Linked DNA regions of Mus musculus: region 1 is linked to region 2. A link is a loop called in an ENCODE intact Hi-C map of the cell type or tissue named here. Cell type or tissue: gastrocnemius. All regions are shown on one strand. Each heading gives the region's core, and the rest is flanking DNA. Links, peaks and the distances in the headings are about the cores only.

Region 1 (15,086 bases), core at 3,567-8,566, 370 kb before region 2:
AGTCACTGTGCAGCCAGTCACTTCAGTGTTTTTGCTCTTGAGATGCAGCCCAGGTTGGTCTCGAATTCACAACCCTCCTGTCTCTGTCCTGACTGCTGGGACTACAGACATTTACCAATATATCTACTGCCAATAGTTCACTTTTATTTTATTGTTTTTTTGTTTGTTTTTGAGGTTGTGGGTGTTCTTAATATGTAGCCTAGGCTAGCCCCAAATTCATAGCAATCCTCCTGCCTCAGCCTCCTGAGTGCAAGGATTATAGTTGTGCCCCACCACATCGCATTCCAACTGGCTCTTTCTCCAGCAAACAGTCAGCCTTTGTTTTCCTAGCAGTAGCCCCCAAGGCTGTCTGTGGGGATCACAGGGACTGAGTCTCAAGAGGTTTGGTGTTCTTGTGAGCCTCACTGCTCCAAGGGACAGGCCGGCTTCAGAGCCCCAACCTTCAGGACTGTTTGCCTGCTGTGATTTCAGGTTTGGATGCTAACAGGGGACAAGCTGGAGACAGCCACGTGCACAGCCAAGAACGCACATCTGGTGACCAGAAACCAAGATATCCATGTTTTCCGACTGGTAAAGCATCGCGCTGGGGCCCTGTGGGGTGAAGTTGTGTTTGTCCTGTGACCTGTAACCTGGGATGAGCCTCTAAAGGGAGGAGGAGCAGCCACTGGTGGCCTCGGGTGGCGGTGTAGGTTACTGAATGGCTGGGGGACCCAGGTGAGCATCTCTTCAGCTCGTGCCATGGGACTCCACCACGCAGCCTTGCACTCTTGAACTCCGACCCTTTTGTGCTCTGAGTAGCAGAGGAAAGTTAGGTCCCGGAGCTGCTTTGGGCATTGCCAGTAGCCAAGCGTGCTGGCCAGAGCCCATAGCAGCGGCTGTGGTAAAAGGTGATACAGGGCCACTCTCCAAGGCTCTGTTGCACAGCTCCTGACTGACAGACACGTCCCGGCTTCTGTCTCCCCGAGGTACAAGGTTGAGAGTAAATTCAGGGGGTCCTCATGGCCCCTGTCCCCATCAGACTGTGTGCAGATTTTAGTCCTTGGAAACTTGCAAAGGATGAGAGGCATCATATGAACAGGCTCCAGGGCCCACAGCATCCTTTAGTTATAGCTGGTGACAGGAAGGAAGGGTGTTGTCTACACAGCTCTTAGAGGCCAGTGCCATCTTGTCTGGCCGTTTCCAGAGAGCCGAACCTTCTCCACCTCTGTCCCCTTTCAGGTGACCAACCGCGGGGAGGCCCACCTGGAGCTGAATGCCTTCCGTAGGAAGCATGACTGTGCCCTGGTCATCTCTGGAGACTCCCTGGAGGTGAGCGCTGAGCACTTAGGCTATGGGCTGCAGGGAGGTTGTCGCCATCGCCTGACCCTGTCCCCTGCTCCCACCCTCACCTCTTGCCCAGGTTTGCCTCAAATACTATGAGTACGAGTTCATGGAACTGGCCTGCCAGTGCCCGGCTGTGGTGTGCTGCCGCTGTGCCCCAACCCAGAAGGCCCAGATTGTTCGGCTGCTCCAGGAACGCACCGGGAAGCTCACCTGTGCAGTAGGTAAGCTTGCCTGGGTGTGAGGAGGAGCCCCTAGAGAGGAGGAGCCCACTCACCCGGGGAAAATTTCAGGCTTGCTTGGGTGGTGGCAATCAGTTGCCCGAGGCCCTGCCTTGTGACATCCTGTCCTGCAGCTGCTCTGAGCTTTCCTTTTCACAAGGAGCCTGAGTTCTGCTGCTGTGAGTCAGACTCCTAGGCCTCTTGGCTTAGGTAGCAGACACTTGGCTGCAGACACTGCTGCTCTTGTTAGTGTATCCTTCGAGAGAAAGGAGACCAAACGTGCCAAAAGGGAAGGGTCTTTGCATACAGCAGATGACCACGGCATTCCAGAGGGGGTGCGGACCCCATGCTGAAGTTCAGATCCGGGTTCAACCCTCTCAACCCGATGGTCACTGACTGATGCCCTGTGGCTTCCTTTACCTGCTTGCGCCTTCATTCGCACCTCAGCAGGATGGGGACGGTGGTGGCAGCCTTCTCATCCAAGTGTGCAAAGACGAAAATATGGGGAGTGCTTCCTGGGGACACCTGTGGGCCGGTTACCAGTGGCAGTAGCCATCATCTTGGGAGGAGGGCCTGCGGTGGTTGTAGATGCTGGCCCCTGCCACTGCTTAGCGTTTGACCCTGGCAAGCCACCTGGTCTCCGACACATAGTCTCTTTTGAGAGTGGCTGGATGCATTGTGCGAGACATAGTCCACACTCAGTGGAAGGCAGGTCATGGATCATCACTGTGAGAACGCCGAGTGTGAGCCGTCCCTCTCACATATCTCCACATTTCTACCTCTCCTCTGTGTTCTGTGTGCTGCACAGGGGACGGAGGCAATGACGTCAGCATGATCCAGGAATCCGACTGCGGCGTGGGCGTGGAGGGCAAGGTGAGTGTGGGGGCATCCACTCTGCCTCCCTAGCGCGAGTTTTCTAGTCAGTTTTCTTCTTGTTTTCTTTCATTCTTTTATTTGAAGTGCAGTCTCATGTATCCCAGGCTGCTGAGGGCGACCATGAACTGCAGATCCTCCTGCTTCTCCGAGGCTCGTCCTGCCACGCTGTCTGCGTGTGGTTCTGGGGGGCGGAGGGGAGGCGGGGGGTCACCCCATATCCAGAATCTGCACAGATTTCTTAGGTGTAGGTTTAAGGAGCATGATTGAGCGAGCTGCGGTGGTTCACGCCTCTAATTCCGGTGCTTATGTAGTAGAGGCGAGAAAGTTGTGGCCAGTTCCAGCCAGCTATAGCTCACAGAGCGAGACTCTTATCTCAGAAAACCCAAAAGGAGGTGGGGGCAGGGGGAGGCGTGGGGGCGTGGGGCGTGGGCCTGAGAGGAGCTCAGGCCTGGTTAAAGCGTGGGCTGCCGCTGTAGCAGAGGACTGCATTTTGGTTCCCAGATCTAGCAGTTCACACTCACAGCCGCCGTAATTCTAGCTCCAGGGAACCCAGAGCCCTCTTCTGCCCTCAAGGGCAGTGTGGTTTGTGCACATACCTACCCCCACGAAAGCGAGCACACACACACACACATGCACGTACGCACGCACAATTAAAGATAAAAACAAATCTCTGAATCCTTTTATTGATTGCTAGATACAAAAAGAACTTTTTCCCTTCTGTTAAAATTTACATCGTGATTCCTTTGGGTTCCACCATCTAAGAGCAGTGAGTACTCAGCTCAGTGGAAGTAAATAAGTGAAGGTAGGCCCACCCTGCCTCTTAGCTGCACCCAGCCAGTAACACTGGGTGGTCTTCCTTCCAGAAGGACTTTCCGCGCAGTGCTGGTTGTGGGTGTGTGTGTGTTTGTCATAGATGCTGTCTACACATACTTTACCCATGTATATATATTATCTTCATGTATACTTTTAAATTAACAACACACCACACACTCCATCATGCAACTCGCTTCTGTCTGCTACATCTTGGATTCCTCTCTCCAGCCGAGACAGGACAGCTCTTGCTTCTAATTCTCAGTCTAATTTATTGTTATGTTTCAGAAATCTCTCACCTGGTGCTTTTACCTCACCAGCTCTCTGCTCGGGAGCAGGCTTGTTATCAAGGCTGTCGTCTCTGAACCGTCCGTGGCAGCATCCTTCTTACCGCATCAGCACTCATCCTGAGTGATGCGGATTGGTGCTTGGGCCTGACTTAAAGGCTTTGGTCCCAGTTCAGCAAAACTCAGTGCTGTAGCCTTCTGTTTTGAAAAAGTGTCACGTTGACCTGGGAGTGTGGCTCGTGGGTGAGAGAGCTTGTGCTGCAAGCGTGGGGACCTGGGGTCACATCCCCTGCACCCACATAAAACACGGAGCAAGTTCAGGTGCACTTCTATCTCTTAATACTGGGGGGCAGAGACTGGTGGGTCCCAGGGGCTCACTGGAGCACCCGCGTGGCCTAAGCCGCAGGCTGTCTGCTTCACTGAGGCCCTGGGTCACTGCAGTGCCACGGAGAGAGAGAAAGCAAGCTGCTTAGTGTGCTGCTGCACTGGAGGGGTGTGCATGCGCATGGGCATGCGTAGCTGTACACTCAGATACACACAGACACATGTGCACACATGCGCACATACGTGTTCATGGGCATGGACATGCATAGCTGCATACTCAAGTACATATATACACATGCGCACACACACACACTCTAATTATATATAGGTTTTTTTGTTTTTTGTGGTTTTTTTTTTTTTGTTTTTTTGAGACAGAGTTTTTCTGTGTAGCCCTGACTGTCCTGGTGCTCACTTTGTAGACCAGGCTGGCCTCGAACTCAGAAATCCGCCTACCTCTGCCTCCCAAGTGCTGAGATTAAAGGCGTGCACCACCACGACCGGCTTATATATAGTTTTAAATGTCATTTGTTGGGGAAATTTGTACTCTGGCAGTGAGCACCATCAACCTTCCCTTCCTTTCTGCTGCCCCATGTCTACTCTCTCCCCCTCTGGACCCTTCCTGTCCACCCCCTCCCCCTCTGGACCCTTCGTGTCCACTCTCTCCCCCTCTGGACCCTTCCTGTCCACTCTCTCCCCCTCTGGACCCTTCGTGTCCACTCTCTCCTCCTCTGGATCCTTCGTGTCCACTCTCTCCCCCTCTGGACCCTTCCTGTCCACCCCCTCTCCCTCTGGACCCTTCCTGTCCACTCTCTCCCCCTCTGGACCCTTCGTGTCCACTCTCTCCCCCTCTGGACCCTTCGTGTCCACTCTCTCCCCCTCTGGACCCTTCGTGTCCACTCTCTCCCCCTCTGGACCCTTCCTGTCCACTCTCTCCCCCTCTGGACCCTTCCTGTCCACTCTCTCCCCCTCTGGACCCTTCCTGTCCACTCTCTCCCCATCTGGACCCTTCCTGTCCACTCTCTCCTCCTCTGGACCCTTCCTGTCCACCCCCTCTCCCTCTGGACCCTTTGAAAGTAGACTGCACACATTTCATGTTAAATACTTCACAGGGGCCTTAAGAAGTAGCATCCCCCTGCATCAGCACAGCAGCTGTGCTCTACCCTCCTACCCCACCCACCGGGCCCTGGGCCTCAGATGTAATGCTGACCTAATGATTCATGGGCATTTTGCCCGATTGTCCCCAAAATGTCTTTGTAGCTTAAGAACAAAAGAAGCTCCAGGAAATAATCAAGGCCCTGGGTTCCCCTTATTAGCGTGCGTGCGCGTCTCTTTAATCTTCTCTAATGTAAAACACTTCTCTGATCTTTTTTTTTTTTTTTTTTTGAGGAGTGTTTGATATTTATGCCATCAATACAGACTGCATTTATTCATTTGTTTACTTAATTAATTTATTTATTTGGATGTGAGTATATGTGTATATGTGTGTGTATGTGTGTGTGTGGCCCAGCGCTCACGTGGAAATCAGGGGACAATTTGTGAGACTCCGTTCTCTCCTTCAGTCATGTGGGTCCCGGGTCACCATCTCTGACCGTCAGGCTCAACAGCAAGCGCTTTTTTACCTGCTGAGCCACCTTGCTGACCCTACATTGATGTTTCTGAGATATTCAGAATGTCAGTGAGTCCTTGGGTCAGCTCCCTCTGAGTGGCCCGTGTGGCAAGAGTGTTGGGGGGGAATGGGAGGGAACACGTATTTTCTGGGTCACATGGTTAGGTACCGCTGTCCCTCTCTATCCATACCGTTGTCAAACACCTGCCCTTTAAAGCATGAATGCACTGTGCGAGTGCACTGTGCGCTGTCCCCACATGAGCGAGCATTCAGAAACGTTCCAGAATGTTCTGCCATTGTGACCGGCATCCGTCTTTCCCTGGTTTTACTCGTCAGGGCCCTAAATGTTATAAAGCACCTATTGGACGGTTTTTTCCTTCTTCTCATACACACTGGGGGTGGGGGTGAACTTAATACCAGATTCATCTGACCTCCAAATTACAACTCTCCGTGATTTAGTATGTTTTCTATTTAAGTAAATTCCTCTTTTTAAATCAAATTTGACTTGGACCACCAACTGTGTGTAGCCTGAAACCAGAGAGTCTCGTTATTGGATGTCTTCAAAGGTCTCCTTGTCATGTCCTGTTGTTTCAATTAAAATGAGAACGGCGCCCTGACCTCTGTGTGCCGATTGCAGGAAGGGAAGCAGGCCTCGCTGGCAGCGGACTTCTCCATCACCCAGTTCAAGCATCTCGGCCGCTTGCTCATGGTGCACGGTCGGAACAGCTACAAGCGCTCGGCGGCCCTCAGTCAGTTTGTGATCCACAGGAGCCTCTGCATCAGCACCATGCAGGTACGCCTCGGCTGGTACCTCCCAGAGTCACCTCTTCACACGTGCACACAGACACGCTGCCCAGGTGGGCGGCAGTCTGTACCTTTTCACATGGGCGTGGCACCCAGGTAGGCAGGCAGCTGGCATCTCTCACAGGTGCAGACAGGCACACTGCCCAGGTGAGTAGGCACCAGGTACATTTTTTTGGGTGTACATGTGGGCACATTGCCCAGTTTGGGTGAGCAGCTGGCACCTCTGCATTGGCTCACAATTGGGGCATATTGCCCAGGTGGGTGGCAGTTGGCCCAGGTGCCCAGGTGCTCGTAACAATCATTATCATGGAAAACCCAGCAGTTGGACAGTGCTTTGGAGTTGTGGCCCCACCGGGCCAGTCCGTCCTCCACCTGGCTGCACCCCAGCTGATAGCATTTACTAGGCCCCCACCTCACTGTTGCTTCCTCAGAGGGAGAGGCGGGGTCACAGTCAAACAAATGCCCTGGCTCCACAGGGCCAAGGAGTGGCAACCACATCGGAAGAATAAATGTGGTGTTTGAGACAGGGGTCTTGCTTAGTAACCCAGGCTAGTGTGTGTGTGCAAGTATGTGATCCTCCTGCCTCAGCCTAAGTGCTGGATTATAGTCACATGCCACCACTCCTGATTTTAACTCACCTTTCTCGAGTGCATCCTATACCCTGTCTATTGACTAAGTGTTTGTAATGTAGTCCGTATCTCCTGTCTTCCTCACGCTAGCCGAGCCCATTTTACAGGTGGAAAGGCCGAGGCTGAATCTGTGTGAAATCTGTGCATCCTAGGGCGCCTGTATTTCAGACTCTAACCTTGCAGGGAAAGGGTTTCCCACCCCAGCCCTTCTACAGGCCTTATGGTGAAACACTTGAGTTTGGTGATAGGAACATTTGAGTCCTGTCTCTTTTTTGCCTTTGCCACCAAGGACCTGTAAAGGCTGTGGACACACCATTTCCGACTGCAGCCTGACCTTTCCACCCATGAAGTGAACTGGTAGGGTCTGCCTTGCCCTTGAACTTGGCACTTGGAAAATAAGAGTTCAAGCCGAAGGCATCTTCGCCATCATCAGTAAACCAAGCAGGACATTTCCTGGACGTAAGGCAGACTGGCGTGATGGCTGAGTGGGTGAAGGTGCCTACTGCCAAGCCTGATGACGTGAGCTCAGTCCCAGAACCCCCATGGGAGGAGGGAAAGCTGACTCCCACAGATGCCCTTTGACCTCCATTCCAGTTCTGTGGAAAGCTCATGGGCACAAAAAGCACACACACACACACACACACACACACACACACACAGATGTAGTTTGTAGAAGTGTGTGGCTGTATGTGGAAGGCAGCTCACCATGTTAGAGGTGCCTGCCCCGCCTCACATGGGAGCCCCCTCTGGCCCGTGCAGAAATGGGGAGATGTTCTAAAGCCGCACAGCTGCCGCGGATCATCAGGCTGCATCTGTACTCTTAATTTATGCTAATCCGTCATCAGACAGTTATGCTAATTCTCCAACGAACCAGGCCGTGCTGTGGTTTTAATCACTGGGCGATTAATGATCATGTCCTTGAACGTATACACAAAAGCAGACAGATGGGCTAGCATCTGTGCTACCTAGGCAATTCTTATTGGTAGCCACCCAAAGGTTCTGGAAGGTTCTGAAGCGAGGCTGGCCCTGTTCCTTGTGCTTTAGCCCCTGTCTGTGACATCGCACCTCACCGGGATGCACACTGATGAACAAGACAAGTGCATTATTTCCCGTGAGCACCCTTGTCCACATGCAGGCTTTAGGGCTGGTGTAAAGGCTGCTGTATGGGAAAGCGCTCTGAGGCTGGTTTATAGAATAACCCGGCTCTGCCCAGTCATGCAGTCCAGCTGAATGAGAAGGCACTGCAAGGTGACTTCCCCATGCTGAGGGTGTGAAAGTATCAGAGGAGCCGGGTGGGCTTCCTGTGGCTGTGGTGTTCAGCAGTGAGCGCTGCAGCAAGTGGGGCTTTCCCCATGCCTTCGCTCTGCACCTTAGTACAGGGAGAGTCGTTGGCCTGCCCAGCCGGCCGCAAAGGTCCAGCTTCTCTTGACGCTAAGGATTGTTTGGTTTGGTTTGGTTTGGTTTTTGATTCTGGGTCTTATGTATCCTGGGCTGGCCTCAAATTCTTTATGTAGCAAAGACTGATTTTGAACCTTCGAGCCCCCTGCCTCCACTTCAGAAACGCAGGGATCACAGTATGTGCCACCATACCTGTCCCAGCTACATTTTTACAAATAACTTTAACTCAGCACTCCCATCATTCTTGGGCTTACACTAGGTCAGCGGTTCTCAACTTTCCCAATGCTGCAACCCTTCAGTAGAGTTCCTCGTGTTGCGGTGACCCCTGATCGGTAATTCTGCTACTGTTAGGGGTCATAATGTAAATATCTGATATGGGACCTCTAAAGGGGTCGTGACCTCCAGGCTGAGAACTGCTATCTAAGAGGGAAGCTCTTGGAAGCCACAGTGCCTGCCTTAAGGTGTAGATGTCAGGATCTGGGAGGCATCCGCAAGCGCTTGGCCTCCCCAGCAGGTCTTCCCAGCATGCACTGTTGGCCAGAGTTAGAAGTTCATACTCAGGTGAGAGCCGCTTAGAAGTCCTTTCTCATTTGAAACACTAGTCAGTCACGTGCTGTGAAAACATTTCTTTTCTTACGTATGGCCCGAGGGCACAGCTCACCCAGTAGATAGGAGTTAACAGTAATGTCTTCCACCCGGCCTCTGAGATGGCCAATGTGGAAACATCGGTAGCTGTGTCCCCAGCTTGGTTTCAGGGCACATGCTTGTAGTTCTGAGCTGTTGGGAATGTAGGCTCCTTAGGCAGGACCTGGCTTGACTCCCAAAGGGCCACAGTGACTTCAGGTCCTGGGTGTGAGGCCTTCCCAACCCCAGCACATGGGGCACTGCGTACACACAAGAGGCTGAGTCTGGCTGTGGATGCTCAATTCTTCTGACTTGTCACAGCTGAGCTATGTGCTCTTGGACCAGCCTCTGACCCTCTCTGGGTCTCCATCATGGAGATGATGGAATAGTTCAGACTCCCTAGGGTGTTGAGGGCCACAGGAATCCCTGTAATAGACACATGACCTTCCGTGGATGAGGCCTGTGCCGTGACTCTCAGTGACACCCACTCCCTCCTTCACGCAGGCTGTCTTCTCGTCTGTGTTCTACTTTGCATCCGTTCCTCTCTACCAAGGCTTCCTGATCATTGGGTAAGTAAGGCATCGCAAAGGAGCGCTCCACTGTCTCTCACATCCCGAAACCATCCCACAGGGAGAGACACAGACACAGTCTCTGTGGCGCCTTGCTTGGCATCTGGATTTGAGACTCCTTGCATTAACAACACTTAAGCACTCTCACCAGATGGGGCACATAGTTATATACACACACATGCACACAGCAGATAGGCACACACATACAAACATACCACACACATACATATACACCACATACACACAACACACATACACACAACATACACATACACCCCCCCACATCACATATATACACCACACACACACACACACACACCCCACACATCACATACCACATACACACTACATAGCACTTACACCACACACACCACACCACACACACCACACACCTTATCTTCTCTTCCCCATTCTGCCTCTGTCCTTGGCACTGTTATAATACACACAGCTCTCCTGTTTAGTAACATAGAGAATAGAGCAGAGATAAATTCTCACCTCTGTCTTATATCTTGAATCTCTAGTGCTAAGACCTGGGCGTGGTGCATGATGGGCCAGCAGTGGACAGGCGGGCAGGAGGGAGGTGGCACCCTCCGCAGAGGCGGGAATGGTGAGCAGGGTCTTATGGTTGCTGTTCCTCCAGGTATTCTACCATCTACACGATGTTTCCCGTGTTCTCCCTGGTTTTGGACAAAGACGTGAAGTCGGAAGTCGCCATGTTGTATCCTGAGCTCTACAAGGACCTGCTTAAGGTTCCCCAGCCCCCCTCCCCCCTCCCCACTGCCTTCCCTTCCCCTTCCTGCACACTTGCTCCCCCTGTCTGAGGGGCAGAGGCATGGGGGCTTGCTTGCTCTGGGGTGGAAGGTGTAGGGTTATGCAGGAATGACCAGTGCAGACTGCCAACAGCGTGTGTTTCTGAGGAGTCGCCAGGCCTGCTCTGCAGCCACCAGCGGCCAGCCATGCTCCTGGAGGTCTCTCTGACACTGCGCCTCCTAAGAGGCAGGGACTTCTGTTTGCACGTGGAGGGCTTCCTTTTGCTGTTTTTGTTTTGTCTGTACAAGCCCAGGGCCTTGAGAGTGCTAAGTAAGCAACCTTCCACTGTGCTGCCTTCTCCGCTGGCCTGGCGCAGGCTGAGTAGACCAGGCTGGCCTGGAACTCACAAAGATCCACCTGCCTCTGTCTCCTGAGTGCTGGGATTAAAGGTCGCCCACCCCAGCTTTCTTCTCCAGTGATCTCATTAAGTTGCCCAGGCTAGTCTCGGACCCACCACCCTCCTGCTTTAGTGTTCTTAGCGTAGCTTACAAGACAGGCATATACCAACTCTGGGTTCTCTTTGAAAGATGGCATTTTTATTCCATATCAACTGGGTGGGGGTAGAGAGAAGGGAACTTTGTGAGTATCTGTGATAAAAGCTGGCAGTGGGTAGTGGAAAGAGTCCCAACGAGGCTGACCACAGCAAGCCTCCAGCCTCCGTCCTAACCTCTGGTCTTTCTGTTTCTCATGCAGGGGCGGCCACTGTCCTACAAGACGTTCTTAATTTGGGTGTTAATCAGCATCTATCAAGGTAGGTGGGGTGGGGGAACGAAGCTTGTCCTCTGCTTTTTAACCTTGACTTTCAAGGGAAGCGGGCGGTTATGGAGAGAGGAGCTGGGACCTAAGAGAGCAGGGAGTGCGGCACAGCAGGGGTCTGCAGTGCAGCATGGCTGCTTCTTGGCCTAGCAAAGCCAGAGAGAAACCTAAAGAGTCCAGGCTCACTTCCCCTCAACAGAAATATGCAAGCACAAAAGGGTTTGAGTCTTGACCATGTGGGACAGAGCACAGGAACACCAGTCACACACACACACACTCACACACACACACATTCACACACACACACACTCACATACACACACATTCACACACACACACACACACACACACACACACACACACACACACACACACACACAAAGATACCCCAGGTCACTAACAAAGCTCATGGGCTGGCAAGATGGTTCAGTAAGTGCCGGTGCTTGCTGCCAATCGGACAAACTTGAGTTCCATCCCTGGAACCCACATGACTGAGGAGTACCAACACCCCAAACTGTTGACCCCACACATCTACCATGCTGTGCGCATGTGCAAGTGTACCCCCCCCCCACAAACACAAGAAGAGCTTGCTTAAGCTGCTTTTTCTAAGAATATCTAAGCTCCCCAGGTGTGTTCATTTTCTCTCTCCCTCTCTCCGAATTCTCTCTGTGTGTTTCATAGCACAGTCCTGTTTTTGTGCCCCAGTCTCTCTGTTTCGAGGCGGACACATGTAACTTACTAGTGAACATGAGTGCTGGCTTATGTCCTTCCTGTTTTTAACCCCTGTGGGTGACATACTCAAAAGTGTTCAGAGCCCAGAACTTTGAAGGGGATGAGGCGGTTGGTGAGACATTTCTTTGGCATTTGAAGCTGTGTCAGAGCATAAGGCATGCATCGGTCGAAAGACTGATCCTCTCTCCTCCATCCTCTCTCCTGCCTCCTGCATCCTCACCGTGTTTGTAAAGGCAGTCACAGGCTGGGTTGCAGTTCCCTTGCAGAGTGCATGTCTAGCACAAAGAGAGTCCTGGATTTGATCCCCAGCACCACGTGAGCACGGTGTGGCAGCTCACACCTGACATCTCAGCACAAGGGAGGCGGAGGCAGGAGGATTAGAAAGTCAGGGCTAGCTACGGCTTCGTGAAACCCAGCTCTGAAACACAGAGATCGTAAACATAAAGGCAGTGATTAATTTCCATGGCAGTTCCTTTTTCTGTGAGTCCCTTGTCCAGGTGACAGTGAAGCTCTGTCACTAGGTGCTGCCCCTCCCACCCTCACCTCAGACTAGCGAGGCCAAAAGCTCCAGGGGTGGCAGCTGGGCAGCAGATAGACCGCCTCCAATTGCTGTCTGTGGTGTTTGCAGGGAGCACCATCATGTACGGGGCGCTGCTGCTGTTCGAGTCGGAGTTTGTACACATCGTGGCAATCTCCTTCACATCCCTCATCCTCACTGAGCTACTGATGGTGGCGCTCACCATCCAGACGTGGCACTGGCTCATGACAGTGGCCGAGCTACTCAGCCTGGCCTGCTACATTGCCTCCCTGGTGTTCCTCCATGAGTTCATCGGTAAGACCCCGGGCCTTCGCCCCAGGACAGAGGTGTCCTCTCTTATTTCAGATCGTCTACTGTGTAGACCAGGCTGGCCTCCAGCTCATAGAGAGCCTCTTGCCTCTGTCTCCCTAGCGCTGGGATTGAAGGTGTGCTCTGCCACATCTGGCAAATGCCTGCTCTGCCACATCTGGCAAACTCCTGCTACTAACTCCACAGAGCCAGCTGGCTTAGGAAGGGGTGGGGTGGGGTCTCTAATGAACCCATCAAGTCAAGCACAGTGGGCTGCTCTATCAGTGAGCTCTGTACCTTCAGACTTAACTAACTGCTGATCCAGACTATTTGAATGAAAACATGTCTGTGCCAGACATACAGAGACTCGTGGTTTGCTCATCTAGCAAAGTCTAGCAACTGAGTGCACAGAGCTTGCTGCCTCCCGTCTCCTGGGCCGCTGGAGGGGCTCAGCAGGTACAGAGTGCGGATAAGGACCAGAGCCTTTGTGGAGTCTTATCTTCTGAGAGCCAGCGCACCGCCCCCTTCCCGGGTACAAAGGGATGGCTGTGTGTGCTGTGCTTTTCCAGTGACTGTCCTGGGATATGGAACATCTTCAGGGATAAATAACAAAGGAGTTTCCTAGGACATGAGCAATGCAGCCTCCTTAGCCTCGTGGCTTTTAGTCCTTTCTTTTACTTTTTTGGGTCAAGAGTCCCTTGGGTCCCATGAAACCTCAATCAGAAACTCAATCTTCGTGCATGAGTACAATGTGGCCCTCCAGTACCCGGAAACCTGGGCTGATCCTGCCCCAGGCAGCTCTCCTGTCCCCGTAGTCCTCTCTAGGGGCCACCGTAGGCTCCATGAGAACTACTACTGTCACAGCTGGCTGAGAGGTGTGACACTCACCCTGCCTGCTCTGGGCCACAGTGGCAGGGCAAGTGACCTTCTGCTCAGAGGGTGCAGGACACGTGTGGGAACATCCTGTGGGCACGGGAGGCTGATGAGATCAAAGCTGCAGAGAGAGGACCAGGGTGAGGCGGGAGGGAGCCAGGCAGACCCCAAGTGATCCGTACTCTGGGAGTTTGTAGACTAAATGGTGTGGAGGGGCATGGGGAAGAGGAGTCCAGCATTGGGACAGCAGGGGAAGGGCACAGGGAGGAGAGGTTGTCAAGGGGAGTACTGGGGAGCAGGGACAGCACGGGAGTGGGGACAGTGGGGAAGGGAATTGTGGGGCAGTTTGGACAGTGTGGGAACAGCTGCAGCCCCGACCTGTCTCTGGCTCCCCCCAGTATAATTCTAGAATGGACCCAGTTCCAGCAGCCCACCATTCTCTCTGCTGGGCATCCTTGCCACTCAGCCAGACTTAAACTTCTGGGCTGTGAAGTCCCAGGGGGCTGTGTCAATCCCAGGAGTCCAGTAGAGAGAGTCTGTATTCCAGACTGTCCGAGTAGGACCAGAATGAGCTCAGACACCCCTAGGGCACAGCTTGGCTTCAGGCGGCTTCCCTGCCCTCCTGCGGTCCAGATGGCAGGTCCACCCCTTCAGACACTTTGCACTTGGTTACAGGGGGCATGGGGAGGCCTGCAGGAGGCCGGCGGCTTTTGAGAGGGTCACGTGAGACAGCCACCCCCAGGGCAGTGAGGTCATATCCGTGCCACAGTGTCACCAACAGACACGGCTAACAGTTAGTACTGAAGGAGGCAAATGGGAGGGAATAGTATGCCAAGGTTCCGTAGAGGGACATTCAGAGTATCCCGGGGACACCTTTGCTGCAGGCTCTTCTCCCAGCCTTCTAGTTCCCGTGAAGTGAAGCCACCAGTGAAGATAAAAAGAGCATCACCTTGGAAAGGGTGACACAAAGGGTGACACTAGTTGACACTGGTCTCTGTTCAGAGAGTTTCCTAAACAGTTAACTATGCGCCCAAGGGTCTGGGTCTGCTGTAGTGCAGAGGTGTGGCCCCTGCCTGCCTGGGGAGCCTCAGGTGGCTTTGGAAGTTGAACAGGTAGATGGAAAGGTATAGAAGTGGGTCCTGAGCCCAGCACATAGTAGGTGCTTCACTGGTGACATCCTCCCTTTTCACACTGTGCTCAAGACTAGGAAGGGCGTATGCCTGCATGCCCTGTGTGGCGTCCACAGCTTCCTCCCCTCCCAAGCTGCCCAAAGCCCCTGACTTCTCCACGTCCAGCACAGGACAGAGCACCCTGCTTTGAGCAAGCCTGATCTCACCAAGTGGTCTCTGCCCACCTTGCCCTGTGGATCCCTCTCCTGGCTTTTTGTGGTGTCACAGAGCCCGGACAGCCATTGATGGCAAAGCCATGCATTGAATGTCACTTTCTGTGCTCTGGGGCTTAGAAGAAACTAATTGTCATTTAGAATCAAAAACACCTGTGGGAATGTGTTCCGGAAGGGCCTTGTCCTAGCTGCTGAAAGTTAACGTTTCACCCAATGTGGGGGGCAGGTAGGGGAGGGAAAGGGAATGAGGGCCACATGTGCCGCAGCCCATGGCAGGCC
Region 2 (15,086 bases), core at 5,559-10,558:
AGTGAACCCAAAGCTTACATCCCCCGGGGCCAAGCCTAAGCAACTCGTTAAAGAAGCCCCAGGCATAGGAGGCACACTCGCTGAGCTTGGTTCCTGAGTCTCTCCTGCTTCCCTGATGGAGGAGAAAGGACAGTACCAATCAATTTCCCCAAGCAGGTTACTCCCTCTCTTCTCAGACAGCTTTCCCACCTAATCCCAAATCCTGCTGCAACTTCTGCCAACTCAGAGGCCTCCAGAATCCACCCTGTCCTCTCCAGGCTGTTGACTGAGTACAGGACCCAGAGACTGCCAGACCGGGACCCACCCGGGACAGTGAGGAACTACAGCATAGGAGTCATTCTGGGGCCCAGAGCGCTCATTCTTTGGCTTTGGTGACACTGCAAAGGTGGCGCAGGCCCTGGACCGCAGGGGCAGGAAAAGCCCAAGGCCGCCAATGGAGAAGGCACATGTATGGCTGGTATGGTAAGGTGGAGAGCGTGTGGGGCTCCCGGACTGCCACACATAAAATGCGGCCACCCCACCCCACCCCCGACGTGACATCTGCAGTGTCCGTGACAGTTCAGCGTGAGGTTGGACCTAAGGACAGAAGACTGGTTCGGTGGCGTTCCCACGATAGCGACTCACGTGGGGAATGAGGCTCGGGTCCTGGTACTCGCTGAGCCTAGGGTGGAAGAGCGTCCCACGACCACTGAGAAAACTGGAGAAGTGGATGCGCCTCAGGCCAGGAGCCCTGGGAGGAGCAGCGCTGGGACTTAAAAGGTCGCCACCGGAAGGCAGGGGCCTGCAGGGCGCAGGAGATGATTATGGGAGGAGATGGTTATGGGCAGGATGGGGAGAGTGCAGCACTGCGTTCCGCTAGGACCTGGACTCTGGGTCGGGTCAGGGTGCGTGGCATCGCAGTGGCGGGTCCCGCGGTGGCTCCATCCTCCCGCCCCCCGCCCGCCCCTCTCCCCGCCCCGCGCGCAGTCCCCTCCCTCCGTCCCGCCTCCTGCCCGGCCACCTCCCTCAGCTGCTGCCGCGCCGCGTTGCCGGCGCACTTGCAGCCCGGCGGGCACCAGGAGGCGGAGGCGGGACGGTCAGGGGTCCAGCGCGCAGGACAGCGGCCCTGGGGCCAAAGTTTGCGGGCAGCCCCGGCAGGCCAAGCGGGTCCCACGTGCCGCTTGCTGCCCCCTCTCGCATCCTCACCCCGGCATCGCTGCGCCGGGAGACAGAGCTGCGGCCCGGCTAGCTCCTAGGCGGGGACGCCGCGACGGGAACTTAAGGTGGGAACTTCGCGGGCTGCAGCCTGGCGGGACCCTGCTCCTGCAAGCGGCGCTCCGGGCTCTGCACGTGGCCGCGGCCCCGGTACCCTCTGCGGATACCTAGGAGCCCCGGAGAGGCCGCCCGGGCGATGCGGCATGCACCCACGCGGCCGCAGTTTGGTCCGGCCACGGATCCTTTCCAGGGGTCCCCGGAATGCGTAGTGCGCTCTGACTTTGCGTGCAGGGTTTTTGGGGTCCCACGGGAGGAGTTGGAATGCGGGGAAGTCTTTCACTGTCAATAGGCACGGAAGGCAGCATCCCCACCAGCGGGACTCATTTAAGTCATTCATTAATTACGAACTCAGTGAAGGCTTATGGACCGCCTACTGTGTGCAAGGCCCTAGTGACTATTCAGTGGTCGCGGGCCTTAGCATCTAGTAAGAAAGTTAGAGGTCTCCTTAACCTCAGTGTACCCGGGATAAGTGGCCCGGCTTTGCTCATAGTTTTTGGGTGTGGATGGAAAAGAGACGAACTCGTTCATTCTCTGGGTTGTACAAAAATTGGTTGAGCACCTGCTGTGGGCATCTCACTATGCCAAACACTCAGTGTTCATCCAGTCATTTATTCAACAAGCCTGGATTGAACAATGGCCGAGGTGGCGACAGGACAATGGACTCTGGCGATGGGGGGGCGGGGGGGAGGTTGAGACTCTCAGGCCCTGCCTCAGAAGGGCACAGCCTGCCAGGGTGGCCCGCGCTACAGCATATGTGTATAGCAGATTTAAGGTTGGTGCTTAATGCGTTCATTCCTGGGTGGGTGGGGGGTCCGATCCCTGGAGAGGAAGAAGTGGGCTTTTAAAAGCTCTTTAGTGGGGGCTGGGAGTGATGATGAGGGCTGAGAAGGTTCATCTAATGTTAGGTGAGCACAGCCTCCTCCTAGTGATGGGGCTTAGAGGCCAAGCTGTCACTTTGGCACACATTTTGTTAAACACTTGCAATGCAGAGGTACTTAAGGGGTGCTAAACACCTGAGTTCCCCAAGTAGATAATAGGTGGGAGGCAAACGCATACTCACCCCTCCTCGGTGACATCTGAGCTAAGTCCACAGGAAGGTGAGAGGAGGGGGCAGGGATTGGTCTGATTCGCTGGAGAAAGGAGGGCCTGCCAGACTATAAATCTAGGTAGATATTCGCTGGGGTTTGTTTGACACCCCCAACCCTCCACCAACGTGCACACACACACACACACACACACACACACACACACACCTATGACGGTACTCAGAGTCACTGCCTGGTGTCTCATCAATAAACACATCACCAGGTTAAGTGGTACTCCTGGAGATTAGGGCAGTGGGGTGTGCACACGGTGGGTTTTTCTACCTGTGGGTCTTTATGCTTTTGCAGCTTTGCACAGGCACCTGCTGTAGAGGGTGGGGAGGGAAGTGTGGCTAGGCATGGAGGCTTGGCCCCAAGGGATTGCTCCTACCAGCCCAGCTCTGAGCCAATCCATTCCAGTGGAAAAATGTCTGCTGTGGGACACACTCCAAACCCACAGGGGACGAATGAACCGAAAACAAGTCACCCTGAGCCTCTTCCCAGAGCTGGAGGACCCGGACTGTGAGTGTCTTGCAGCCTGATGAGGCAGACTCCTGGGGGGGGGGGGGGGAGGCAGTTGAGTTTTGTGCACTGGGTTGGCAAGGGACTCTGGCAAAAGGTGAGACATCTGCCCCAGGGACAGAAAGACAAAGATGTTTCCTGAACACAGTAGCTCACAGGGCTGCCCCTCTGAGAATCTACTCTGGGTTGGTTGTCTAAACCCAGAAAAAGAGAGCCCACCTTCCCTGTCCCTACCCATGGAGATAGCGGCTGGTGATACCACCTAAATAGAATTAATAAAACCAGAAGGGATAGAAGAGGCTGCCAAGCCTTGGTATTTTTACCTGGCAGACTGTCCTTAATGAACAAAGTCAACATATGAATCCGCCACAGGATCTGAACTGTGCTTTAAGTTATCCCTGCTTCAGGCCAGCGCCTGCCCCAACAGACAGTTGGCATAGCATCCCCTCCTTCCTGCCGAGCCCTGTGAGCAGCCCAGCTAGCTGGTGCTGTCTCCAGGTCCCCATTGCTCCTCTGTGTTAACCAGTGTCCCCCAATTTCTGACCACAAGGAAGGAAGGAAGGAAGGAAGGAAGGAAGGAAGGAAGGGAGGGAGGGAGGGAGGGAGGGAGGGAGGAAGGAAGGAAGGAAGGAAGGAAGGAAGGAAGGAGGAAGGAAAGAAGGAAGGAAGGAAGGAAGGAAGGAAGGAAGGAAGGAAGGAAGGAAGAGGGTTAGGTCAGTAAGCAAGCCCGAGGGCCGGCATTTAATCCCCAGTACCAAAAACAACAACAACAACAACAAACCAGGCATAGGATCCTGGCCAAAGAGACAGGGCTTGATTACAGGTGACCCCTGGGGCTCAGTTGTCTGCCAACCCAGAGAAAGGCCCTGCCTCAAAAACAAGTGGACAGAAACAACAGCTGAAACACACACACACACACACACACACACACACACACACACACATGAGAAGGAAGAGGCTAATACAAAGGATGTTCTGGCCACAATTTTGAAAAGCTCCTGGTAGAGTAACAGTGTGCACCAGGAGCCATTTTGCCAGCAGCAGAGCCCAGTGGCTAAACACACAGCCCGCCTATTTGATTCACTTTCCCCCATTTTGGTTCAGGCGAGGCATGGCGACAGGAGCCCACCTCCCAGCATGGAACTCCCCGGGCACTTTGACCCCTACTCTCCGGAGACAAAGCTGAGGTGTGTGGGAGTGACAGATGGCAAGTGGGAAAGACAGACTTCCACAGGCAGCAATCCTGAGGTGAGGGGGCAGCATGTGAGGACCTGGGCAGCCTAATAGCTGGATCTATTATAATTAACAATTTAATTGGGGGTGGATGCAGCGAGGCCAGCCTCTGAGTCAGCCCAGCCAGGAACCCTAATCCTGACAGATGAGACTCACGGGAGAGACCAGAACCACATGGAGCCTGGGAAGAGAAGGAGGGGAGCCTCGGGTTCCCTGCTCAAGTTAGGGATGGTAGTCCAGGAGCCAAACCCCAACACCAGAAGCTCAACAAATTACTCTAACCTCTAGGAATCTGCCTAGGGTGTTGTGTTAGACTCCCGAATTCTATACGAAGTGTTTATCAACATCTCAGAGTCTGAGGAGATAAGAACTCCCAATCTTGTCTTGCCCGGTAACATCTTCTGGTGAGCATCCACTCCCACATACCTTCTCCAGTGTCTAGAATGCCTCCTGAATGCCTTGGCTTATGGCCCGGCCTTGCCGTAACCCCTGTGACCATGGTCATATCTCTGGAGGCCACAATGATGACCCAGAACTCCACAAAAGCAGGGACTCTATTGCTTTCCTACCCTGACTTAGTGCAAACATAAAGATGGTGCTGTTTCTCGGCCTGCATCGTCACCTGCTGCTCCCAACCCCCAGGCCTCCCCAAAAGCTTGTCTGCAGAAACAGATAAGGTCCAGTCCCTCTCAGGAATGACCTATGGTTCCCACCGTGACAGTAGAATTCAGGGATCCCGCAGACCATCACAGTCCCCTACTGTCAGCCATGAATGTTTGTTTCACTGAGCCTCAGTTTCCCCATGTTGCCTTTTAGGAAAGAATGTAAGCCCCTGAAGTTAGGGCCCCAGTATCACACCTTGGTGCTTACCGAGTGTCCCGTGGAGGGGCATCTTAGGGGCCAGAACCTTTTCACGTGAGGACCTCGAGGCCGGAGATTGGATGATGTCGCTGAAGGCTACAGAAACCTCTACTCACTGGCCCTCAGAGCAGCTCCGCAAAAAAACACTATTGCTCATTTTAAGGGGCAGGAGAAAGCTCTTTGAGACCAGTGCTCTGTGGTTGTGGATGGCTGGCTTGAGTGCAGGATCCTTCATAAGAGCAGTGGCCATGCTTAGCCACATCAGGCATGGACATCTTGTCCATTGCAATTACTCCCTTCTCAGATCCAGACCCCTAAGCCCATGGTGGACCCAGTGCTACTTAGAAGTCTCTCTCTGAATGAACATTTATCTTTGGAAATGTTTGCTGGGCCTCAGTTACAGCTCCCGAGTGCCATTTTTCTCCAGGAGGAAGAACGAGAAACAGCCTCAGGGTTGCCGTGGGTCTCTGGACTCCTGGAGGAGAATGGGATGGAGGCAACCCCAAGGGAGATGAGTGACTGACAGAGAGCGCAAGGGAGGGGCACTCTCCCATTCTGCAGTGAAGCCTTAAAATTGCCATGAAGAGCGGGTTGGTCGGTCTAGCAGAAGGCCCCTTGCAGCCCTGGGTTCTCCCAGCATGTATGGAACCCTCCCTCCCACTCCTCTTTGCGTCTTTAGCTGTGATGGTTGTTACTGAAGGAGCAGACAGGCTGGTTCCATGGCGAGGGAATCTCAGAGGGACACCAGGAGCTGAGCACTCGCCTAAGACAATTCCCAAGCTGAAAGCTTTATGGCCACTTGTGCTTTTGTCCATCTGTTGTTAACTTAGACAACCTCAAGTTGTGTGACCCACCTTTCACCCCCTAACCCGCTTCCTCCTTCACCGGAGCCGGGTTATCTTGTCTCCCGGTTTTTCTCCTCCCTTCCCGTTGTTCCCAGGCATGGTCTCCTCCCCACCTCCCTCCATCACTCTGCATGTTACACACAGAGCCGTCTGCATGTTTGAGTCCTAGTCGGGAGTAGTGTGCTCATTTACATAAATAGCACCGTGCTGTAAACTTCTGTCGCTTTTCCCACTTGGCTTGTGCTTTAGAGACCCAATTGTTTCTGTGATCCTACACAGACCACAGCCTTGCATCTCCCGTCTTTCTCTAGCAAGAGCCACCAAACCCGTCCCTGGGGACACATGTTGGGAACATCCCACTGCCTCAAGTAAAGGGGGTGACATTCTTGGATCTTTCTTGTTCATCCCTGAGACCAAAATCCCACGAAGCAGATCCCCCACCCAAAGGTTTAAAGGGGGGTGATTTGCCATGGCGCTGTCTCCTGTCTCTGTGGCTCCAGAGCTGCTCCAGAGCAGGTGAACAACATTTCTTTGTTTCCTTAGCAGCCTAGAACAGCCTCGCTGGAGGGCTGGCCAGACAGCACTCTCTCCAGCCCTGGGCTATGGGAGTCAGGTGGTGCTGAGTTCAAATCCTGGCAGGTCAGCTCAGAGGAGACACCCTTGGCTGGTGGGTGGAGAAGAGTGATAGACACTTGTCAGATCCAAGACTGAGATGTGTCTGTCAGGTGTCTGCCGTCCAGGCACTGGGCCAAGCGCATCTCTCAAGTCCTCTCTTCACCATAATTCAAGTGCATCTCCATTTTACAAATGCAGAAGTCCAAAGTCATAAAGCAACCGGCCATCTCAAAGCTGATGGGCTCTTCTGCTCCATTCCACCTCCAAGTAGGCGAATCATCTGATTAGCTCCTGAGAGATGGAGGCCCAACTCAGTCTCTGCCACCCCCTGGATTTACTGCCTCCTCCTCTTCCCCCATCTCCTCTTCTTCTTTGACAAGGTCTTACTATGTAGTCCTGGCTGACCTGGAACTCACTCTGTAGACCAGGCTAGCCTTAAATTCACAGGGATCCGCCTGCCTCTGTTTCCTGAATGCTGGGATTACGGGCGTGTTGCCAGGACACCCGGCTATTTTGTATGCTTATTGCCTAAACTGAATGGTTTAAGTTAATCCACACTGGTGGGCTTGTGGTTCTGTAAACCACGGGTTTAAAGTGGGTCTGGTGGCTACAACTGGGAGCTGGCGAGGCCACACCCCTTTCTGATTGTTCAGGAAGCCCTTGACTTCCTGTCCACCTCAGCTGGCTGCTCACACTGGCTCCCAGCTCCTCCTCTGTTTTCCAAGCCACTGATAGCCTACCGTAGTGACCTTCCTCCATCTGTAGCCTCGGGCCCTTCCTGCCAGAAAGTGCTCACAGGGTCTGGGGATCGGATGAATGTGCCCTGAGTGGCTCACATCTTCCTGATGTATAACTCCTGTGGTGTCTGTCTGCACTGACCTCTGAGATCTGATGTGGAGGACTTCAATAGAGTCCTAGGGTCTGGGTTCTGTACTCAAGTCAGGCTCCTGCCTCTGTACTTTGAGATAATGCTGCTAGCCTGGGTCCTCCCTGGACCACACACTGGTCAGGTCGGTTCTGACCCTCTGACCTGCCTGTGAGATTCTCCCCCCTGCTGTCTCTTTCCTACACTTAGGTCGCATCTTCCCCTGTCCATCATCCACACCAGTTTTTGTCAGCGGCTCCTTTCCATTCTCGCCTATCTCAGCGCCGCCTACTGGTCGCCTCTGGAATCACCCTCCTCTCTTGTCCCCTCGCTCAGGTTCCACCCCTCAGAAAGTTCTGCAGGCTCTTCCTCCAAGCCCGTTGAAGCCATGCCAGCCCGAGTCCCCTCCACTTGTCCTAGCCTTGCTCCTCTGTTCCCACTGTCCTGTCTTGGCCTCCAAGTCTACCCCTGACACTGCCTGAGAAACCCTGCCTTACATAGATAAAACCCTGTGACACATAGGCCTCTATACCTGCACCTGCTGACCTTCAAATACATCTCCTGCTTCCTGCCTTGTCTGCCTCCTGGCCTGCCCTCAAAGCTTGATCAGCCAAGCCCACTTGCAAGACAGGGCAATCAGAGCTGTCCCCTCCATCCGGAGTAAACCGATCTGAAGAAGCACAAGACTGGGTGCTTCACATGCACAAAGCCCTGCCCCATGTCCCCTCCTGGGCCCTCCAGAGAATGTTGCCACACCACTGTCACCCAGCTCTGACTTACCACAGCAGTTGCCGTATCCTGAAGTCACTGGTGCACTTACGTGGAAATTCAGTCCCTCCGTCCACCATCACCAGGTGCATGAGGACAGAGGCAGGATCTGGCTTGCTCTCTGGTGTGTCCCCGGACCCAGCATAGCATCTTATACGTGGGAACGTTGAAGAACGAAAGAATGGCTTAACTCTTCCACAACCCCTTTCTCAGCCAGCAGCCTCTCCCAAGCCTCTATAGCCCCCAGTCCCTGCAGCCGACATAACTAACTTAATCAATGAACGGACAGACATAAAATCCTTGGGAAGGATCAGGCTGCAGAAAGCAGCATTTGTGTCCAGGAGCTGCCTGTGTCCCGTTTGATGAATGTGTTTAACTCTGAAGTCTAGAAATGTCAGCCGCCCTGCTGTAGCCATCAGATTAGGAACCACAGGAGGAGAAATGAAAGCAGTTCCCCCTTCAGCAGATCAGCTCTTTGACCTCCCCTGAGCTGTGGCTTGGAGGACACTGCTATCTGGAGCCCTCACCCACCGCCCTCTAGTCCTAACCACCTGCTGGGACAGCTAACCCCTTGTAAGGATTCCACTGTGTGCAGGAGACCCAATGAGCGGCTAATGGGGAGCCTCTGCCGGAGGGCGAGTGGGGGTGCAAGGGAGACTCCTGGAGAGAAGAGGCTCCCGAGTGAGTGAGTGAGTGAGCGAGCTAGCGTCGGCTGGGGAAACGAGGTTCCCAGGCTGTTCTAGCCAAGTAGAGCACGGCTCTCCTCTTGTCTCTGGTGGCAGGATAAGCAGCAGAGTTGAGAAGCAAGGAACTCTTGAAGCACCTAAAGGGATTGTTCCCACGCCTCCGAGGGATCCCGGCAGGCTTAGCCTGAGGACATGGGTTCCAATTTTAGGAGAAGTGTAAATCTCTCTCAGCCGCTCTAAAATGCAGTCATTGACTTCAAACAGGTGTAGGCTAGTTCCCCAACTCTCGGTCTGTGAAGCTACAGCTTCCCGCCCCCCCCCCCCCACTGTGCAGGGTGCTAAGGCCCTGAAGTGAGCACCCTCCCGGCTGGGTTCCCCTAAAATCAGCTGTGCATTCCTCACCCCAAATGGATTCTCCCCCCCCCCCCCATGTTGGAAATGACAGGTCTCCACCCGCACTGTTTGCTTCCTTCAGGAACTGAAGGGAGAGATAGGTTTTATGTTTGTTTGTTTGTTTGTTTGTTTGTTTTGTTTTGAAATGGGTCTTCCTGTAACTCCCAGCGGCCTCCACTTTGCTTTGTAACGCAAAAGCACGGCCCTTGCCCCCAAAAGGAAGAAGAAGAAAGATTTACTCTGGAGGCAAATCTTAGTAGTCCTGGCCAGGGGAAACAGATTGAAGCCTGTTCCACTGTGAAAGTGGTTATATCTTATTCATTACAGAACAAAGGAAGATATAAATCAAAGTATTTACAGAATACAGCAGTGGGGGGCCACAGGTAGTGAGTCAGTAAATCTAGTGGGCTTAATGAGATGTATTCTGAGGTCAGACACAGGTGTGGGCAATGAATGGCTTTCAAAGGGACTGAAAATAGCCCAAGATAATTTGGTTTCTGGTCTGCGACACTTTAATGATTCACAATCCTCCAAGTTCAGTCATTTGGCATCATAGAATATTTAACCCAGGTTACAGCTTCCCCTCTGTTTCTCTCTTTCTGTCTTTTCTCTCCTGCTAGGAATTTCACTTCACATTACCAAAGAACAATCTCAAACTAACAACTCTCCTGCCTCCACCACCCATGTGCTGGGGTCATGGTGGTGCACTACCATGCCCAGTTTCTGCAGTGCTGGGCATAACCCAGGCTTCTCTTCATGCTGAGTGGGTGCTCCACCAACTGAGCTACATCCCCAGCTCTTTCGTTTTGTTCACTAAGACAGCGTCTCTGTGGACTGGAGAGGTGGTGGCTCAGCTGTTAAAAGTATTGGCTGTTCTTTCAGAGGACCTGGGTTCAATTCCCAGTATCCATGTGGCAGCTCACAACCAGTTCCAGGAGACTGACACATCTAGCTGTACCAGGCAGTCATGTACACACATGCAGGAAAAATACCCATACATGTAAAAGAAAAAAAATAATTATCTTTTTTCAAAAAAGCCACTTATGGTGGCCCAAGCCTTTAATCCCAGCACTTGGGAAGCAGAGGCAGGTACATCTCTGAGTTCGAGACTAGCCTGGTCTATAAAGCAAGTCTCAAGACAGTCAGGGCCACACAGAGAAAACCTGTCTTCAAACAAACAAATGGTGTCTCTGGGGCTGGAGAGATGGCTCAGCTTTTAAGAGCTCTGGCTGTTCTTCCAGAGGACCCAGGTTCAATTTCTAGGCTCCAGATGGCAGCTCACAAACAGACTGTCTTTCCAACCCCTCCATGGGCACTGCACACTTGCTGTGTAGACGTGCATGCAGACAAAACACCCATCACATTAAATAAATATTTTTAGGGTAATGTCTCACTGCATATCTCATTCTGGCCTTCAATATGATAATCCTCCTGCCTCAGCCTCCCGGGTGCACTACCAAGCCCAGCTATGGATGATGATCTTAAAAAGCCAATTACAGACCTGTAATTCCAGCAATCGTTAGACTGAGGCAGGGGGATCACAATTCTGAGGACAGCCTAGTCTACATTATGTAGTGAGATTGGGGGGGGGGGATATTAAACTTTTGCTACTTTCCTATGCATCCATTTAGTTCTAGAAAGGTCTTTTGAGTAACCCGAGGTCTCAAATGCCTACAGTAAAGGAAGCCTGCAAGTGAGGTAGGGTGGGAGTGAAGGAGAGTGTTAAGACTGCAGTAGACTGGAGCGGGGCCTAAAAGGCAGAGCCATTTCTCAATCGGAATTCGAGCCACGAGTACATCTTTTTACATGAAACTGCTTAAGTATCAGAAGTATTTGTAAACCAAGCTGAGCCTAGGAGCTGGAGACAGGTCAGCCCCCTCATTCTCTGGGTGCAGACCGCTCACTCTGAGGCTGGGAAGGAAGGAAGGTCGTGGTTGCTGATACTCTGACCTTTGCTTTCTAAAGCTGCACATGTGGCAGGTTTATGCACAGTAAACGCTCTCATCCCCGGCAAGTGGGCAAGTGGGTCGTGGAGCGTTTACACTGCTGGGTATAGGGATCCAGAGATGAGTCAGGCGTGCTCCCTCCCCGGAGAGCAGATAGTCCTCAGAAGTATCCAAGCTTGCACACCAATAACCGTAAAACTGGCTACACAGTGGGGCTAAGAGCATGGATCAGTGAGTAAAGTGCTTGTTGCTGCAGCATGAGGACCTGAGTTCAAATCCCTGCCTCCCATGTAAAGAGTCAGGCATAGAAGAATGTGCCTGAAGCCCCAGCACTGGGGGACAGAGAAAAGCAGATCCCACGAATTCACTGATCAGACAGTCAGGCTGAAGCAGCGAGCTTCTGGTCCAGTGTGAGACCCTGACTCAAGGCATGTAAGAATGGGAACATGTGAAGACCCACACATACACACACACATACACACACACACTCACACACACACATACACACACACTCACACACACACACACACAACCTGGGGCAGATTTATTTTGAAGCACCTGGAGCAGCCAGAGTTGGCTCTGTGCTCTCCACCCCTGGAGTCTGCAAGGTGATATTTGCCAACAGGGGAGTAAAACAGGCCCTATTTTGATATCCAGACATGTCTTTGCCCATTGCCTCTTATGTACCTGTTTCCTGTTTGTGGAAGTGATAAGGGTGTTAGGAGAAAAACTAAGACAATAACCAGCCAGTACTGAGCAACTGGCCCGTGTCAGGCTCTTTCATTTCATAGGTAGGTGACTTACCTGGACTGTGTGGCTCCAAAAGCTATCACTTCAATACCAGGGCCTTTCCACTCAGCATTTGGGCTATTGAGGGCCAGATGACTTCGGTGGGGGCTGTAATGGGCACTGTGGCTGTTGAGTTAGCTGCTCCCAGGCCCTTCTGCTGGAAGCTAGAACTCTCCAACGCATCAGTCAAAACTACCTCAGACATCGCTGCATGTCCCATGTTAAGTCAGCGCCACCTGAGAGCCACTGGCCAAGGCTAAAATGTCTCTCTCAGCTATGCCATTTAATTAAAAGTTAGCTGGGCTCAATTTCCAGCACCTCACACACTAAACTCTAACCCAACCCCAGGGCTCCACTCTGGCCCTCATGCCTCCAGTTCTCAACACCAAGAAGTCAGGCAGGTGAAATGGCTCAGCAGGGAAAGGCGCTTGTGAAGCAAGCCTCGTTACTGAGTTCCGTCCCCAGAGCTCATGTGAGTTGGTAGAGAGAGTCAGCTTCACAAAGATGTCCTCTGGCTTCCACATGCACACACACATGCACGCACACACACTCACATGCTCGTGCACACACACATATGCACCATTATACACACACACAGACCCACCCACACACATACATACACACTCACACAACACATATCATCACTATACACATACAACATTCACACATACGCACTCACACTCTCACACACACTCACATACAGTGCTTAAGAGCACTGGCTTCTCTTGCAGAAGACCAAGATTCAATCCACAGCACCTACATGGCAACTCACAACCACCTGTAACTTCATTTCAGAGGAACCTACCACCCCCTCATGGCCTCCTTCGGTATTTTCACATATGTGATACACATACAGACATGTAGGCGCACACATGTGCATATAAATAAAAATATTTAAAACTCATAGTACTATTTTTAAAAATAAAATAAAAATACATACTCCACAATCAGTGAAGGGCTCTCTTAAGACTCAGGGGTCACCAAGGATCTCTCCTCCTTCTCCTCCTTCCAGGCCCAAGAGGGATGTGAAGCCCCAAAATGACCCTGTTACCGGGAGACAACTCGCACTATGACTACAGCGCTCTAAGCTGCGCCTCAGACACCTCCTTCCACCCGGCCTTCTTCCCACAGCGCCAGGCCATCAAGGGCGTCTTCTACCGCAGGGCCCAACGATTGCGGCCGCAGGACGACCTGCACCAGAGCTGCTCCCTTGGGGACCGCAGGCGACAGATCATCATCAACGTGGGTGGCATCAAGTACTCACTACCTTGGACCACCCTGGATGAGTTCCCACTGACGCGGCTGGGCCAGCTCAAGGCCTGCACCAACTTCGACGACATCCTGAGCGTGTGTGATGACTATGACGTAACCTGCAACGAGTTCTTCTTCGACCGCAACCCCGGAGCTTTTGGCACCATCCTCACCTTCCTGCGGGCCGGCAAGCTGAGGCTGCTTCGGGAGATGTGCGCCCTGTCCTTCCAGGAGGAGCTGCTGTACTGGGGCATCGCGGAGGACCACCTGGACGGCTGCTGCAAGCGCCGGTACCTGCAGAAAATCGAGGAGTTTGCTGAGATGATGGAGCGCGAGGAGGAGGAGGAGCCGCTGGACAGCGAGGATCAAGAGAGTGAGGGTCCGTCCGCCAGCGAGGGCCGCCTGAGCCGCTGCATGAGGAGGCTGCGTGACATGGTGGAGCGGCCACACTCAGGGCTGCCTGGCAAGGTGTTTGCCTGCCTGTCCGTTCTGTTTGTCACCGTCACCGCCGTCAACCTGTCTGTCAGCACCCTGCCCAGCCTGCGTGAGGAGGAGGAACAGGTAAGACCGTCAGCAGCTCTGAAGACTGGCTCTAACTTCCTATGCCATCCCTGGGAGGTCTTCTCTCTCTGCGCTAGCCGAACAACCTTAGTGCTGCTTGATGTCTTACTATGTGGACGTGTTTGTATCCATCTTCTCTACCTCCCTCCCTGATAATGTGAGTGTCCTGAAGTCAGCAGCTGTGACGGTCCTGGTCTCTACTGCGCCCCCTACTGTCCTAGCCTGTGGGCTCTAGAACAAAGGCCAACAAAGAGACCCCGAGCCTCTTCTGCAGATTGCATGAGTGTTTGGGTGATATGACCCTGACACGCCTGCCTCTGAGCTGGGCACATTCCAGAGGCCATTAAAACTGACCTCCCATCTCCCTTCTTTAGTAACCTACCAAACTTGTTTTCTTAGTCATGCAAACAATTTTTTTTTATCCATAGGTCTGTGTGTATGGACATGTCCCCACAGGATAAGCATGTTTCTGTGCACAGTAAGAAATTGCGGCTAGGGTGGGCAGTGGTGGCGCACGCCTTTAATCCCAGCACTTAGGAGGCAGAGACAGGTGGATTTCTGAGTTCGAGGCCAGCCTGGTCTACAGAGTGAGTTCCAGTACAGCCAGGACTACACAGAAAAACCCTGTCTCGAAAAAAAAAAAAAAAAGAAGAAGAAGAAGAAAGGAAGGAAGGAAGGAAGGAAGGAAGGAAGAAAGAAAGAAAGAAAGAAAGAAAGAAAGAAAGAAAGAAAGAAAGAAAGAAAGAAAGAAAGAGAAAGAAAGAAGAAATTGCATGTAGCAGCAGTGGTGATGCACACCTCTAATCCCAGAGGCAGGTGGAGGCAGAGGCAGGTGGATCTCTGTGAGTTTGAGGCCAGCCTTGTCTACAGAGCTAGTTCCAGGATAGCCAAAGCTACTCAAAGAAACCTTGTCTGGAGTAGGGGAGGGTATTCCATGTAAGGCAGTTACTCTCAGTCTGACACAGGCTGACTGCTATCAGAAGCCATGGGAGCCTGGAGACGGGGCTCTGCTTAGCTTCCCTGCAGGTCCTCCTGTAACTCCATAGGAGGCATGTTCTCTCACCCGTCCAGCCAGTGAGGACACTGAAGCAGACAGAACAGTTTACATAGGTTCACGGAATCCATGGTCTGTATACCCCACACAGCAGCTAGGGACCCATGATACCCCACAGAAGTCCATGACTGACCTGTCCGCAACTCCCCCACACTAGACTTGAGGTCTTCAGAAATGAAGCGTTTCCCATATGGAAATGCTCACTTGAGTTTTCATACCGATGACAGAGACATGCTGGGTCCACAGGGGAGGTCCCCTGGGCCTTTGGGTCGGGATTCCTGTACCACATGAACGAACCAGGCACTCACTGTGCAGACATTTGAGAGACGGTCTGACAGAGTGGGGTGAACATACCAGCACT

Evidence for each region. A loop is a pair of places that touch in the nucleus more often than their neighbours do. Peaks named below come from ENCODE experiments on the same cell type or tissue, not always from the same donor. Only the 100,000 strongest peaks of a DNase experiment are listed, where the experiment ranks them.
Region 1: a loop joins it to region 2, with 2.8 times the contacts of the local background. A loop is called at or near these places in 10 of 42 quality-filtered maps.

Annotation. Positions count from the first base shown.
Region 1 is chr2:168,635,013-168,650,098 of GRCm38, reverse strand. It overlaps Atp9a (ATPase, class II, type 9A), which reads left to right. Exons shown (of 28, transcript NM_015731.3): 19 at 472-570; 20 at 1,219-1,308; 21 at 1,400-1,544; 22 at 2,350-2,414; 23 at 6,082-6,237; 24 at 9,404-9,468; 25 at 10,109-10,217; 26 at 10,972-11,029; 27 at 12,395-12,598. Mir7004 (microRNA 7004) reads left to right here and starts at 9,340; the gene lies at 9,340-9,403. In gastrocnemius, for the core only: no CTCF peak of the experiment used is centred there; a DNase peak (open chromatin) is centred at 6,425.
Region 2 is chr2:168,267,054-168,282,139 of GRCm38, reverse strand. It overlaps Kcng1 (potassium voltage-gated channel, subfamily G, member 1), which reads left to right and starts at 1,034. Exons shown (of 3, transcript NM_001081134.2): 1 at 1,034-1,262; 2 at 12,872-13,671. The coding sequence starts at 12,898. In gastrocnemius, for the core only: a CTCF peak has its summit at 7,577 (motif pointing left); DNase peaks (open chromatin) are centred at 6,914 and 7,576; H3K4me3 peaks cover 181 bases.